4 separate regions of the Homo sapiens genome follow, and all the other regions are linked to region 1. The links are chromatin loops, found by intact Hi-C in ENCODE. Cell type or tissue: B cell. All regions are shown on one strand. Region 1 overlaps BICD1 (BICD cargo adaptor 1). Region 2 has its middle 46 kb from the start of BICD1. Region 3 overlaps BICD1 (BICD cargo adaptor 1). Region 4 overlaps AMN1 (antagonist of mitotic exit network 1 homolog).

What was found. Peaks named below come from ENCODE experiments on the same cell type or tissue, not always from the same donor. Only the 100,000 strongest peaks of a DNase experiment are listed, where the experiment ranks them.
Region 2: a loop joins it to region 1, with 4 times the contacts of the local background. A loop is called at or near these places in 4 of 110 quality-filtered maps.
Region 3: a loop joins it to region 1, with 2.5 times the contacts of the local background. A loop is called at or near these places in 3 of 110 quality-filtered maps.
Region 4: a loop joins it to region 1, with 4 times the contacts of the local background. A loop is called at or near these places in 2 of 110 quality-filtered maps.

What each region holds. Positions count from the first base shown.
Region 1 is chr12:32,132,521-32,136,520 of GRCh38, reverse strand. All of the region lies in intron 1 of BICD1 (BICD cargo adaptor 1), which reads right to left. Among named protein-coding and RNA genes, the nearest start is that of BICD1-AS1, 27 kb to the right of the region's middle. RefSeq lists enhancers at 2,002-2,061, 2,072-2,231. In B cell, a CTCF peak has its summit at 1,681; a DNase peak (open chromatin) is centred at 1,830; H3K4me3 peaks cover 748 bases; H3K27ac peaks cover 2,061 bases.
Region 2 is chr12:32,058,512-32,062,511 of GRCh38, reverse strand. No RefSeq gene overlaps it. Among named protein-coding and RNA genes, the nearest start is that of BICD1, 46 kb to the left of the region's middle. In B cell, a CTCF peak has its summit at 1,790 (motif pointing left); a DNase peak (open chromatin) is centred at 1,751; H3K4me3 peaks cover 231 bases.
Region 3 is chr12:32,300,209-32,304,208 of GRCh38, reverse strand. The region is part of intron 3 of BICD1 (BICD cargo adaptor 1); the gene reads right to left. Among named protein-coding and RNA genes, the nearest start is that of FGD4, 97 kb to the left of the region's middle. In B cell, CTCF peaks have their summits at 1,564 and 1,777; a DNase peak (open chromatin) is centred at 1,808; H3K27ac peaks cover 1,935 bases.
Region 4 is chr12:31,680,726-31,684,725 of GRCh38, reverse strand. The region is part of intron 6 of AMN1 (antagonist of mitotic exit network 1 homolog); the gene reads left to right. Among named protein-coding and RNA genes, the nearest start is that of ETFBKMT, 23 kb to the right of the region's middle. RefSeq lists a silencer at 2,190-2,279. In B cell, a CTCF peak has its summit at 2,421 (motif pointing left); a DNase peak (open chromatin) is centred at 2,385; H3K27ac peaks cover 1,785 bases.

The DNA of each region.
Region 1 (4,000 bases):
TTACTCTGACAGTGATGCAGCCAGAGGCACTAAAGGGTTAGCCCAAGGGCCCCAGCCCTGCATTTGGCCCATGAAGGGGCTTACGATCCTCGTTTTCTGGGTTTGGGTGATGTTAGAGGAAAGTGCCCCAGCCCAGCACCATTCCTTTTTGCTTCTGGTTTGGAGCTCTAGACCACAGCCTTAGTTCTGGTCAGTTGTTAAGTAATTATTTAACAGTGTGACGTTCAGACCTGCATGACATCTATACAGTGTCCAGTAAAGAAAGAGAAAGCCATGGTCCCTACCTTCAAAAAAGAAAAAATGCCACGTAGGTGCTTGGTGATACAAAGTTGAGTAAGACACACATAATCTGGTGGAGGAAACAGACCTGAAAATCAATAATCACAGAACAGTGGAACATTATAGTTGCCTCAGTCTTTACAGGGGAACACAGAGGAGCACCAGCTAAAGAATGTGTACTTTGGACAAAGTTATATGCCAGGTACTCCTATATATATGATCTAATACAAAAATAAACATCAGTCCTATACTGTTAGATGAAGAAATAGGTTCCAAGATTTAAGAGGCAGAACTGAGAATGCAAGTCCTGCGCTATCATCCTCCACACGCCTCTCCTTTGTCCCTCTCCACCTTCCTTCCCCCTTTATTTTCCTTTCCTAGAAGGGAAGGAGGGTGTCAGCATCTCAATCAAAAGTCAAAACTCACATGTCAACAGGTAAGTGACAGATGATGTAAATGAGGGAAGAACAGAGATAGTGAGATAACTCAGATGAGATGGAATGGTGGGGACTCTGGTGAATTAGAGATTCACGCTCTTTCTAAAAGAAAGGTGAAGGTTCATGCCTGTAATTCCAGCACTTTGGGATGTAAAGGCAGAAGATCGCTTGAGGCAAGGAATTTGAGACCAGGCCAGCCAATATAGTGAAGTGTTGTCTCTACAATAAATTTAAAAATTAGCCAGGTGTGGTGATGCACACCTGTAGTCCCAGGTACTCAGGAGGCTGAGATGTAAGGATCACTTAAACCCAGCAGGTCTAGGCTGCAGTGAGCTGTGTTTGTCTCACTGCACTCCAGCCTAGGTGACAGCGCAAGAGACCCTGTCTCAAAAAAAAAAAAAAAAAAAAAAAAAAAAAAGCCACGCATGGTGGCTCATGCCTGTAATCCCGGCACTTTGGGAGGCCGAGGCAGGCGGATCACCTGAGGTCACAAGTTCAAGACCAGCCTGGCCAACATGGTGAAAGCCCATCTCTACTAAAAATATAAAATTAGCCAGGCATGGTGGCATGCACCTGTAATCCCAGCTACTCAGGAGGCTGAGGCAGGAGAATGGCTTGAACCTGGGAGATGGAGGTTGCAATGAACTGAGACCACACCACTGCACTCCAGCCTGGGTGACACAGTGAGACTCCGTCTCATAAAAAAAAAAAATAAAGGAGGGGAGCGGGGAAGGGGAGGGGAGGGGAATGGAGGGGAGGAGGGGGAGAGGAGAGGAGAGGAGGACTCATTCACCTCTAGCCCTCTGATGCCACACAGAAATGTGGGCCCAAGGCTCTGTGAAATCTTCCAGTTTTTTGAGACTGGCCTGAAATCCTGTTTATGTGATTCTGTTTCTTGAAAAAAGCAGCTCCCTAAATCAAAATGTTTATCAATCACCAAGCCTGACTGTGGCCACGGGATATCAGCTTGCAATATCTGCTGTAGACCAAAGGTGGCCAGGCTTGTCGGCATTGCTCCCGACACTATGGTGTTTCACTTAGAAAGTTTAACAACCACACAGTCATCGCAAAACAAACCACAGGACTGGTGCCACTACTGTTATCAAGACTTTATTCTAATTCTGAGGTATTAAGGAGAGAGGCACACAATGACAGAGTCGCGGTGCTGAAAACACCTGACTCACTTCCTTGACATCCCTACCAAGTAGCTTTTTGGCTCTGCTTAAGCATCATGATGAGCCAACAGGGAAGTCTCTCTCTCCTCAGATGGCCTGCTCACTTTCACTCTGCTCTTAGACATTAGAGAAGGTCTTTTTTTATATTAAGTTGACCTCTGTATCCCTGTATCTGCCACCCATTGGTCTCTGGACCACTTTACCTAGAACACAATATCCCAGGAGCAAGAAACCAACGTTATCATCACATTACAAACAGTGTTTCTGTTCATACAAAGATCATATCAGCTTTTTACTTGGACTAGCACACTTGCCTCCCTGGCCCTCGGGGACCATAGCATGATCTAGCAGTGCCAGTGAGTTAACAAAGGCTTACCAAGTTCCATGGTAGGGCACAGGGAGAGCTGTTATTTCCATCAGTCACATGTTTTACTTTAATTCTAGCTCAAGAATATATTTATGCCCCAGTCTCCATGTTCCTAATCTACAGTGCACAACTGCTTCCTATAAATAATTATTTTAACTTTGGTTTAAAAAGTACTGGCATCCAGCCAGGCACAGTGGCTCAGGCCTGTAATCCCAGCACTTTGGGAGGCCGAGGTGGGTGGATCACCAGGTCAGGAGATCAAGACCATCCTGGCCAACACAGTGAAACCCCGTCTCTACTAAAAATACAAAAAATTAGCCAGGCGTGGTGGCAGGCGCCTGTAGTCCCAGCTACTCAAGAGGCTGAGGCAGAAGAATGGCGTGAACCCGGGAGGCGGAGGTTGCAGTGATCAGAGATCGTACCACTGCACTCCAGCCTGGGGGACAGAGCAAGACTCCATCTCAAAAAAAAAAAAAAAGAACTGGCATCCATTTCAGAAACTGGATAAAGTTGGTTTCACAGAATGTTAAAAAGTATCCATGGCTAGTTTGTTTGACTTTATAGGAATAAAAATGACTTAACAGTTTAGCTTTATAACAGAAACTAAGAAATATGGCTCCACACTTAATATGCATCATGAAAGGTAGCCAACTTAGGTCCAGTAAATTACATCATAGAGCATTATAACTATAGAATGCTGCTTGTTTTTCTGGCAAAGTCATGAATCCCTTCCAAATGAGAAACATTTTGGCAGACTCATCTTTTTTTTTTTTCCCAGATGGAGTCTTGTTCTGTCGCCCAGGCTGGCTTGCAGTGGCACGATCTTGGCTCACTGCAACCTCTACCTCCCAGGTTCAAGTGATTCTTGTGCCTCAACCTCCCGAGTAGCTAGGATTACAGGTGTGCACCACCATACCCGGCTAATTTTTGCATTTTTAGTAGAGATGGGGTTTCACCATGTTGGTCAGGCTGGTCTCAAACTCCTGACCTCAGGTGATCCACCTGACTCAGCCTCCCAAAGTGCTGGGATTACAGGCATGAGCCACCCCGCCTGGCCAGGAGACTCATCTTAAAATTATTTTTCAGACAAAGTATCAATATTGGTATCCACAAGAATTTTCAAATTCAAATAAGCAAATATTTCGTCTCCTAAATTTAAGTGTGAAATATTATTTTATTCCTTTTTATATCTCCTTATCATATGATTTCTTTACATTCTTCCTAGCTCCTTATAAGAAACCTAGGAGCCATCCTGATTTCTCCACCTTCTTTTGCCTCCCATATTTAATTAATTAGCAAATCTTTCAACATATACCCTGAATCAGATCACTTCTTACCCTCAAGTAGATTCTCTCTCAGTCTAAGCCACCATCATCTCTTACCTGAACTACTGCAATAGCCTCCTAACTTGGCTCACTCTTCCACTGTCTGCAAGGAATAACCAGAGTGATCTTTTAAAAACATGTATGAAATCACATCACTCAGGCGGCTTAAAATAAAATCCAGACTTCTCACCAGGGCTCAGAGAACCTGCTTGCTGACTCCCTCTCCACTGCCCCTCTCACATTCCCCCTCCCCAACAACTGCCACACTGGAGTCTTTTGGGGTCCTGGTTGAAGGCAGTACTGCCCCCTTGGCGTTGGGGCGGGCAGTGGGTGTCTAGAATGTGTGACTGTTTTTGTAATGACAGTGACTAGGGATGCTAACCGTCCCGCATTGAGCCACACAGTCCCACAGTGCAC
Region 2 (4,000 bases), 74 kb after region 1:
AGTACAAAAATTAGCCAGGCATGGTGGCAGGCACCTGTAATCCCAGCTATTCGGGAGGCTGAGGCAGGAGAATCACTTGAACCCGGTGGGTGGAGGTTGCAGTGAGCCGAGATCACACCACTGCACTCCAGTCTGGGCAACAGAGTGAGACTCTGTCTCACACACACACAAAAAACTATCAATCTGTTTAACATTTAACTTCATAGAGTCTGGGTCCTAATTGATTTGAGAGCAAAGACTCTCAAAGTGGTGCCCCGTGGTCCTTGGTGGGGAGGGCCCTATGCTTTCAAGAGGCCTCCAAGGTCAAATTAGTTTTATAATAATTATTATATTTAGCTTTTTAACTTCCATTCTCTCATGAGTGTAAAGTGGAATTTTCTAGAACCTACATAATATCACAACATATTGAATACAGAACTGATTAGATAATCTGTCTTCTAGTAGGTCAGATATTAACGAGATTTGCAAAAATGTAAAACAAGGGCATTCTACTCATATGTTTTATTTTTGGAAAATATAGTTATTTTTAAAATATATATTATTGGCCAGGCTCCGTGGCTCACACTTGTAATCCCAGCACTTTGGGAGGCTGAGGCGGGTGGATCACCTGAGATCAGGAATTCAAGACCAGCCTGGCCAACATGCTGAAACCCTGTCTCTACTAAAAATACAAAAATTAGCCAGATGTGGTGGCAGGCGCCTGTAATCCCAGCTACACAGGAGGCTGAGGCAAGAGAATCGCTTGAACCTGGGAGGAGGAGGTTGCAGTGAGCCAAGACGGCACCACTGCACTCCAGCCTGGGCGACAAGAGCAAGACTCCATCTCAATAAATAAATATATGTATATGTATATATATATATATGTATGTGTATATATATATATATATATATATATATATATATATATATATATATATATATATAGTTGAAGATTAACCGGAAGCAGTGGCTCACACCTGTAATCTCAGTATTTTGGGAGGCCAAGGCAGGCAGATCACTTGAGGCCAGGAGCTTGAGACCAGTCTGGGCAACATGGTGAAACCTTGTCTCTACAAAAAATACAAAAATTAGCCCAGTGTGTAATCCCAGCTACTTGGGAGGCTGAGGCAAGAGAATTGCTTGAACTTGGGAGGCAGAGGTTGCAGCGAGCCGAGATCACGCAACTGCACTCCAGCCTAGGTGACATATTTTTCTGTCTCAAAAATAATAATAAATAATAAATAAAAAATCTACTCTCCTGTTCATGGACATTTAGATTGCCCCCACTTTTTCTACAGTACAAACCATGACATCATAATTGTGTAGGAATACATAAAATATACAGCCATGTATATACATATATATACACACATACTGATATATATAGACATAGATAGATGATAGATGATAGATAGATAGATGATAGATAGATAGATAGATAGATAGATGATAGATAGATAGAAATATTGCATTATTTTTGTAGGGAAGAGTTTTTGACTCCAGTTTTCTATCCCAAATTGATTAGAAGATTTAAAATACACAAAAAAGGTGTCAGCGATTCGTGTTTGTAAAATCTCCAGCATTCCAGCCTTCCCGAAGGGGCTGGTGAGAGGAAAATAATGTCTTTGCCCCTACCACTTATCCCCAACCCCAGGCAGCCCAGACCACAGAATAATGCTGCCCTACCCCGCCCCAAGAAGCAAGGCAGGTTTAGTCCACAGCAGAGCTTTTTGGTTCAGTGACTCTCTACAGTGCTAGTACTGCCCTCTAGAGGGCAATTTGGAAATTTTTTGAAGTCTGTACCAACGATTTAGAGGGCTGGCGGGATTTGCATGTTTGCATGGGCCCGGCTGAGGCCAGCGACAGTAAACAATGTGTAGAACAGCCTCCAAAAGCAAAATTGTTCCCCAGCCCAGATAAACTTTTAGTGTCCCTCCACCCATTTATGAAGGTTAAAAACCTGTTTATAATTATCTGAGCTTAAACCTAACTTTTACTTCTTTTTTTTTTTTTTTTTTTTTTTTTTTGAGACGGAGTCTTGCTCTGTTGCCCAGGCAGGAGTGTAATGGCGCGATCTCGGCTCACTGCAACCTCCACCTCCCGGGTTCAAGCAATTCTCTGCCTCAGCTTCCCGAGGAGCTGGGACTACAGGCACCCGCCACCATGTCCGGCTAATTTTTATATTTTTAGTAGAGACGGGGTTTCACCATCTTGGCCAGGCTGGTCTTGAACTCCTGACCTCATGATCCACCCGCCTCGGCCTCCCAAAGTGCTGGGATTACAGGCATGAGCCACCGCGCCCGGCCTAACTTTTACATGTTAACAAAATATTTTTGCATAGTTTTACTAGACACTGAATTTTCCAGGAATTCAATCACTGTAGATTTGCAAATCTAGGAAATACTGTACTTTTCTTGGCTCAGGATTTTATTTACTCACCATTTTGGAAAATCATGTCTCTGAAGGAAAGCCTAATTTTGGTATTTTAGTCAGTGATACACCATAACTGTTTCTATATCCATCCCTTTTTCAGTATTTAACGGTGTTGACTAAAAGAGTCAAACTCTGTAAAACATTTTTTTTTTTTGAGAGGAGTCTTGCTCTGTCGCCCAGGCTGGAGTGCAGTGGCACGATCTCGGCTCACTGCAAACTCCGCCTCCCGGGTTCACGCCATTCTCCTGACTCAGCCTCCCGAGTAGCTGGGACTACAGGCGCCCACCACCGCACCCGGCTAATTTTTTGTATTTTTAGTAGAGACAGGGTTTTACCATGTTAGCCAGGATGGTCGCGATCTCCTGACCTCGTGATCCACCCGCCTCAGCCTCCCAAAGTGCTGGGATTACAGGCGTGAGCCACCATGCCTGGCCGGTAAAACATTTTAAGAGATTTATTCTGAGCCAAATACGAGTGACTATGGCCGGTGACGCAGCCTTCAGGAGGTCCTGAGAACATGTGCCCAAGGTGGTTGGGGCACAGCTTGGGTTTATACATTTTAGGGAGACATGAGACATCAATCAAATACATTTAAGAAATAACATTGGTTTGGTTCCAAAAGGCAGGACAAAAAGCGCGGGGGGGCTTCATAGGTAAATTTAAACATTTTCTGGTTGACAATTGGTTGAGTTTATCTGAAGGCCTGGGATCAATAGAAAGGAAATGTTCAGGTTAAGATAAAGGATTGTGGGTACCAAGTTTTATTGTGCAGAGGAAGATCTCAGATAGCAGACTTCAGAGAGAGCAGGTTGCAAAATGTTTCTTATCGGAACTAAAAGGGTGCTTGGCTCTTAGTTGATTATCTCCTGGATCTGGAAAGGAAGGAAGGACAAAAAAGGGGAAAAGGGGATTCTCTACGGAATGTGGATTTTTCCCACAAGAGATGGCTCTGCAGGGCCATTTCAAGATATGACAGAGAAACATGTTTTGAGGTAAAATATTTTTATTTTCTTCCTTGCCATGGCCAGAGTCAGATTGGAAAGTAAGTCTCAATATACAGGATTAAATAAAACCCATCTGATGAGAACTGATGATTTGTGGGGCATGACTCCCCAGACTCCTTACATAAGAATTTGGGGAAAAAAAAAAAATCAGAGCTTCGTCCTCAACATAGAGGCCCAAGCATCTCACTATTCATTATGCCTTCTGATGTTATCATATCCAAGTAATGCGACTGTTAACTACAGTCATCTCTCAGCATCAAACAGGGTGTTCCAGGGCCCCTAAGGATACCAAAAACTTGTAAATGCTCAAGTTCCTTATATAAAATGGTACAGTATTTGTATATGACTTACACACATCTTCCTCTGTCCTTTAAATCAAGCTTCTCCGGCCGGGCACGGTGGCTCACGCCTGTAATCCCAGCACTTTGGGAGGCCGAGGCGGTCGTATCACAAGGTCAGGAGATCGAGACCACGGTGAAACTCCGTCTCTACTAAAAATACAAAAAAAAATTAGCTGAGCGTGGTGGCAGGCGCCTGTAGTCCCAGCTACTGGGGAGGCTGAGGGAGGAGAATGGCGTGAACCC
Region 3 (4,000 bases), 170 kb before region 1:
TATAATCTCAATGCAATGGTTTGTCTCGCAAAGGTTAGGGTAGAGATTTAGTTGGGATGTAGCCTGGCTGATGTAACAGACACCTAAGCAAGAGTGACTTAGTCAAGATGGAACTTTTTCTATTTTTTTTTTTTTGAGACGGAGTCTCGCTCTGTCGCCCAGGCTGGAGTGCAGTGGCGTGATCTCGGCTCACTGCAAGCTCTACCTCCTGGTTGACGCCATTCTCCTGCCTCAGCCTCCTGAGTAGCTGGGACTACAAGTGCCCGTCACCACGCCTGGCTAATTTTTTTGTATTTTTAGTAGAGACAGGGTTTCACCATGTTAGCTAGGATGATTTCAATCTCCTGACCTTGTGATCCACCCACCTCAGCCTCCCAAAGTGCTGGGATTACAGGCGTGAGCCACCACGCCCAGCCAGAGGTTTTTCTCTTATGTAACAGTATGGAGGTAGACAGGAGGAGATTCCTCATGGAATCTCTGCTCCATGAGGTCATCCAGGAGCCAGGCTCTTCCTCTGTTGTTGTACAGCCTTCTAGTCTAGACCATACTATCTCAGGTGGCTTGCCATTTGATCATGTTCTAAGCGGTGGCACAAAATAAGGAGCACACTGTCTCCCTTTAAGGACATTAAAAGTTACCCACATCACTTGTTATATATCATTGGCTGGTACTAGTCTTATGCCATTTGGCTGCGAGGAGGAGTGAAGAATGTAGCCTTTACTCTGGGCAGCACTGGGCCCAGGAAAAAACTGAGAAATACACCGTCAGAAGGGAACAATGAAAGCTGATGGTAAACCAGCACTCACTGGTCACCGAAACACTGTGGTGCTCTAATAGGATGCAACTCATAAAGACATATGTATAGCAGATGTTTCTAACAATGCCAGTTGTATATGTGAATATGGATAGTGTTATTTCAGTGAAAGAATGTGCTCACCACACTATGGTGTGTGAAATGCATTATGAGGACTGGGCACGGTGGCTCAGGCCTGTAATCTCAGCACCTGTAATCTCAGGCCTGTAATCTCGGTGAATTGCTTGAGCACAGGAGTTTGAGACCAGCCTGGGCAACATAATGAAACCCTCTCTCTACAAAAAATAAGAAAATTAGCCAGGTGTGGTGGCGTGCACCTATAGTCCCAGCTATTCGGGAGGATGAGGTGGGAGGATCACTCGGGCCCAGGGAGGTCAAGGCTGCAGTGAGCCCTGATGGTGTCACTGCACTCCAATCTGGGTGGCAGAGTGAGGCCCTGTCTTGAGGGAAAAAAAAAAAAAAAGAAATACATTATGTACAAAAGATGCCTCTAAGGCAAAAAAAAAAAAAAAAATGGTCATTGGAATTTCAACATGTCCCTGATAGAATTACTCAAAAGAGTCAATATTGGAGACCATTATTTATAATATCCATTATTTAGAATGAAAACTAGAAAGTGCTAATTGTTCTACCATGAATATGCATTTGAATAAATATAACAAAAAATTAACAAATCTATCAATGGCATACTACCAATAACTGTCTTCTAATCAAGTAGGAGTTTCTGGGTTACATATCAACTACATTACTTAAGATTATGAGTACTTCATGGGAGAAAAATTGCACTTTGGGAAAAATGATAACTGGGCACTATAAATAGCATGTTACAAACATGATGGCATGGAAATGAAATATACTTTTCACAACTCCAAGGAGTTATTACCTGGCCTGGGACACCTAATAACTTGACAGGCCCTGGCTATCTACTACCTGCTCAAAGGCATGTGTCCCTGTAGTTTGCATTCTGTACTCTAGTGGGCTCCCCAGGCTGGTGTGTGCTCCCGTGTCCCTTCCACCAATTCAGACATCAAATGATTTAAAGCAGAGATCACAAGGGGTGCCCATAGACCATCGAGCCTATAGATGTGCTTTATTTGGCTTGTAACACGTTATAAAACTTTTGGAATTGATTGCCAATATTTAGAAAACTGATGATTTCACAAACATTTGAAAACTTCTGATTTCTTTTTTAAAAAAATCAAAAGTTCGGGCTGGGCTCAGTGGCTCACGCCTGTAATCCCAGCACTTTGGGAGGCTGAGGCGGGCGGATCACGAGGTCAGGAGATCAAGACCATCCTAGCTAACACAGTGAAACCCCGTCTCTACTAAAAATACAAAAAATTAGTGGGGCGTGGTGGCAGGTGCATGTAGTCCCAGCTACTCAGAAGGCTGAGGCAGGAGAATGGCGTGAACCCAGGAAGCAGAGGTTGCAGTGAGCCGAGATCGCGCCACTGCACTCCAGCCTGGGCGACAGAGCAAGACTCCGTCTAAAAATAAGTAAATAAAAATAAATAAATAATTCAGGCAACACTGGGCCCACCTTCACAGAGCACAAAAATCACCTGTAAGTGAGCACTGGCTGTTCCTTTTCCATCTACTTTTTCTTTTGTTTGTTTGTTTGTGACAGGGTCTTGCTCTGTTGCCCAGGCTAGAGTACAGTGGCTTGATCACAGCTCACTACAGCCTTGATCTCCCAGTCTCAATCAATCCTCCCACCTCAGCCTCCTGGGTAGCTGGGATTGCAGGCGCATACCTCCATGCTTGGCTTTTTTTTTCTTTTTGTAGAGACAAGGTTTTGTACCATGTTGCCCAGGCTGGTCTCAAACTCCTGGACCGAAGCAATCCTTCCACCTCAGCCTCCCGAAGTGCTGGGATTACAGGCGTGAGCCACTGCACTCGGCCTCTACTTTTTGTTTACATCTTGTACTTAATGCTATTTATAAGCTGCTTGTGGTCATTTGAGTTCACTGCTCCTGCCCTGTGACTGACTCTCTCCAACCTTTTCCACCGAGCAAACAACCTTTCCCACACTAAAGCATCCAGTCACCTTTCCTTTATACTTGCTGACTGACTGCATTTCAACTAGGTTGTTACTTCAAGCAAAAACATGCATTTTTTACTTTATCTCTGGTAGTGAAATGAAAGGTTCATTCTCTGATTATAGGAATCTCAATTTGTTAGCCAGGAAGCAGGGGGAAACTGAGGATGAAGTGTGGAGGAAGAGAGGAATCCAGAAACGCATGCTCAACATGATTTACTGCTTTGCAGGTGACTTGGGATGAAGGAGTATGGAAATCAGAAGGGCCTTTACCTCCTTATGAAAGGAGAAGCAAGGATTGCCCTCAGTGTGGTTATAAGAAAGGCAACTTGGAAATTGCTTCAGACAGCAGTGTGTTTCCTTGTGTCATGGTTTCTTTCAGGCCTGCTTAAATACTGTAAAGTTGGGCCGGGCGCAGTGACTCGCGCCTGTAATCCCAGCACTTTGGGAGGCTGGGGTGGGTGGATCATGAGGTCAGGAGATCAAGACCATACTGGCTAACACAGTGAAACCCTGTCTCTACTAAAAATACAAAAAAAAAAAATTTAGCTGGGCATGGTGGTGGGTGCCTGTAGTCCCAGCTACTCAGGAGGCTGAGGCAGGAGAATGGCGTGAACCCGGGAGGCAGAGCTTGCAGTGAGCCAGGATTGCTTCCACTGCACTCCAGCCTGGGCAAAAGAGCTGGACTCTGTCTCCAAAAAAAAAAAAAAAAAAAAAAAAAAAAATACTGTAAAGTCATCTTCCTCTCAACCCTTTCCTTTTCTTTCCCTGGACAACATAGGACACCTCTTGCCAACCTTTCCTAGTATTTCAACCAACCCTCTGACTGCCCCAGATTATGTGATAAGCTTATATTTGCAGACATTACTTTAGTTTGCATTGTAGACCTGTTTTGCTGCAATCTTTGTTAAACTGATGGCCTAGACCAGAGGTTGTCCAATAATAGTATGTCCTGGCTGGGCACGGTGGCTCATGCCTGTAATCCCAGCACTTTGGGAGGCCGAGGCAGGAGGATCATGAGGTCAGGAGATCGAGATCATCCTGACTAACACGGTGAAACACCGTCTCTACTAAAAAATACAAGAAAATTAGCCAGGCATGGTGGCGGGTGCCTGTAGTCCCAGCTACTTGGGAGGCTGAGGCAGGAG
Region 4 (4,000 bases), 450 kb after region 1:
GCCAAGGCAGGTGGATCACAAGGTCAGGAGATCGAGATCATCCTGGCTAACACGGTGAAACCCTGTCCGTACTAAAAATACAAAAAAATTAGCCGGGCATGGTGGCGGGCGCCTGTAGTCCCAGCTATTCAGGAGGCTGAGGCAGGAGAATGGCATGAACTTGGGAGGCCGAGCTTGCAGTGAGCCAAGATCGCACAACGGCACTCCAGCCTGGGCAATAGAGTGAGACTCCATCTCAAAAAAAAAAAAAAAATCACTGAGGATCCCCAAAGAGTTTTTGTTTATGTATATTTGTTAAATTAAAATTTCTATTAAAACAGATAAATTTTAATAGACATTCATTTTTTAAAAATCGTAAATCTATTACCTAGAAAAGAGATATATTTTCATTCAGATCATCACTTTTCAGATCATTGTGGATACTCTTCTTTGATACCCCAAAACTCAGCAAGTGGTAATTTCTTATGGGTTGTTGCAATGTGGAACTTGAAAACATATCAATGAACTTTGCGTACATTTTGTTATGATGCACTTTTCATACATTTGTGTTATGATGCACTAGTCTGTCTTGAATTTTGAGTTGATCTTTACCAATGCATGATTTTGTAACATCATGCATTGGCAGTTCGGAAAATATTGGTTCTCTGAGTTATATAGATCTTTTAAATATTGACACATTTTATTATCCAAAACAAAAATCAGTTGTTAACATAATAACTGATGTCATTAGAAAGGTCCTGGATAGCTTTCAAGATCACAGTGGCAGCTACGAGGCTTCCAAAATTCACTTGAAAGCTAAAGCTTTATCACTGACAACAAATTCTGTCATTTGTTTTCTTTGAAATGACAGCCTCATTTCTTCTATTTTCATGAAATAGTCTGCCAAGTACTCAAATAAGAATAACCTTACACTGTAGTCATTGTATTAGTCCGTTTTCACACTGCTGATACAGACATACCCAAGACTGGGTAACTTATAAAGAAAAAGAGGTTTAATGGACTCACAGTTCCACGTGGCTGGGGAAGCCTCACAATCATGGCTGAAGGCGAAAGGCACGTCTTACAGGGTGGCAGGCAAGAGAGAATGAGAGCCAAGAGAAGGGGTTTCCCCTTTTAAAACCATCAGATCTCATGAGACTTATTTACTATCATAAGAACAGCACAGGAAAGACTTGCCCCCATGATTCAATTACCTCCCACCGGGTCCCTCTCACGACACATGGGAATTGTGGGAGCTACAATTCAAGATGAGATTTGGGTGGCGACACAGTCAAACCATATCAATCATTCTTTTAAAAAGTAAAAATGGTGTTCCATGAGAAAAGTAACTAGTTCAGTTCACAACCCTGAAAGGGTCTCAGACTACAGAATATGCAGACTACACTTTGGGAACCACTGCTTTATGGTAAAGAAAAATTATCAGTCAACTTCAACATTTGCAGCAAGAATAGCATATCATTTTCTGGCCAGGTGTGGTAGCTCACGCCTGTAGTCCTGCACTTTGGGAGGCCAAGGCAGGCAGATCACTTGAGATTAGGAGTTTGAGACCAGCCTGGCCAATATGGTGAAACCCCCTCTCTACTAAAAATACAAAAATTAGCTGGGCATGGTGGCGCACGCCTGTAATCCCAGCTACTCTGATGGCTGACGCATGAGGATCACTTGAGCCTGGGGGGCAGAGGTTGCAATTAGCCAAGATTGTGCCACTGCACTCCAGCCTGAGTGACAAGGTGAGACACTGTCTCAAAAAAAAAAAAAAAAAGAATAGCATACCCCTTTCAAATCACTTCTTATATTTTTGTGTGGCTGCCAGAAGTAGTGGAAGTAGACATTGAAATGGCAGGAGTTCAAAATATTTGGAATAAAAATATTTTTGATCTGGAAGATCACAGTTGGTAAATGCTGGACTAGGTGTTACCGTTACATGATCTAAAAATGACCTTTGGGGCCCTGTGTTGTTTACTTCTTCACAGCAACCAGGACTGTTAGCTCAAAAGCCCATCATCACCAAATCAAATGTTTACACATCCAATTGTTTAAGTATAGCCTAAATAACCAAATTATTAGCCATCTATCTAGAGCCCACCTGCTTTACATACCCTGCAAACTACACTCAACGTCTACTATCCATAGATAAAAACCCCAGGCTATAAAAGACCCCAAATCACTGCTGCCCTTTGGAGCTCTGTAACCCAGAGACACCCCCCCACCCGCCCCGCCGATCTTGCTGCTAAACAACGTCATGACACATACACCCTCTCTCTAGTCCTCCAGGAATTCTCTTACCCTCCCCCTTCTGAGTAGTGGCCGCCCTACACTGTCGCTGCCTTTGGAAGGTCTCATGCTGTGAGGGACTTCCCGGCATACAAACCTGTCAAAGCGCTGTCCAAAGAGAGCTTGTTGTGTCCCACTGCCACCTTGTGGTCACATCTTTTTCTTTGTTCTGCCCTGAAATCCTTCAGATTCACTGCAGTTACATGGTGTGCCATAACATAAAACAAAAAGTGTTTATATGTCCAAAAAGTTTGTGAAGGGCAACATGCCACTATTATGAATGTTAATTTGTCAAAGGCTCTGAGAAATACTATAGCTAAGAAACTGTTTAACTTCGTTTGTCCAAGCATTTCCAAATTTCTAGCACAGAACACTTTTTTGATTACCCTAGCCAACTCCATCACATTTTAAAATGTTATTTTTCTGATCCCTGATTTCACAGAATAGGAAAGTGAGATATTGAAATGTTATTTGTGTCAGGGTGCGGTGGCTCATGCCTGTAATCCCAGCACTTTGGGAGGCCAAGGTGGGTGGATCGCTTGAATGCAGGAGTTTGACACCAGCCTGGGCAACATAGAGAAACCCTGCTTCTATAAAAAATTGTTTTAATTAGCTGGGCATGGTGGTGCACACCTATAGTCCCAGCTACTCGGGAGGCTGAGGTGGGAGGATCGCTTGAGGCCCCAGGGGTTTGAAATCAGCCTGCACAACATTAACTGAGACTTGCTGTCTAATAAAATAATAATAGTGCTAAGACTAAAACTAAAATCTTAAGATACAGTAAAACGAACGCTGATCCCATCCACGCCATCTCTCCAGAACATCGAATAAATCACTTAACTCTTATGGATCTCGACTTTGCCTTGTGCATAATGGCCAATTATCATAACATTGAGAGATCTAATATTAATAATAATGCAAGAGGCCGGGCATGGTGGCTCACGCCTGTAATCCCAGAACTTTGGGAGGCCGAGGCAGGTGGATCACCTGAGGTCAGGACTATGAGACCAGCCTGACCAACATGGTGAAACCCTGTCTCTACTAAAAATACAAAAATTAGCCAGGCATGATGATGTATGCCTGTAATTCCAGCTACTCAGGAGGCTAAGGCAGGAGAATTGCTTGAACGCAGGAGGCAGAGGTTGCAGTGAGCCAAGGTCATGCCACTATACTCCAGCCTGAGCAACAAGAGCGAAACTTCGTCTCAAAAAAAATAAATAAAAATAATAATGCAAGAGTTCATACAATATATTCTACCTTGAGTCATCACATCAAAAAAAATAAATTTTTTAAATAGTTCATATAAAATGGCTTTTATTAATAAACTAAAGAGAAAAAAGCTGAAGAAATTTTAACTACCCAGATCACTTCTACTCTTCCCACTTAACCATCAGTACCCCTAAATCTTCTATAATGATATATTTTTGCTAACATCATTGAATGGAAGTAAAGTGGGCTAACATGTTCACCTTATATTTGATTTTTAATTTCTTCTTTTTCCAAGGAAGATAAATGCTGGTTGTGTTTGTGGGGGTTTTTTGTTTGATACATGGAAGGCCTTTCTTCTTTCGTGACACCTTATATAACATGATTCCTCTTATATATTCATATGGTTGCTCACATATGAGTATTTAAGACCATAAAATTTATATTATATAGAAAGTATTTACTATACTTGCATATGCATGTGCAATTATAATATTGTTACCCTCAAAGCAACCTGACT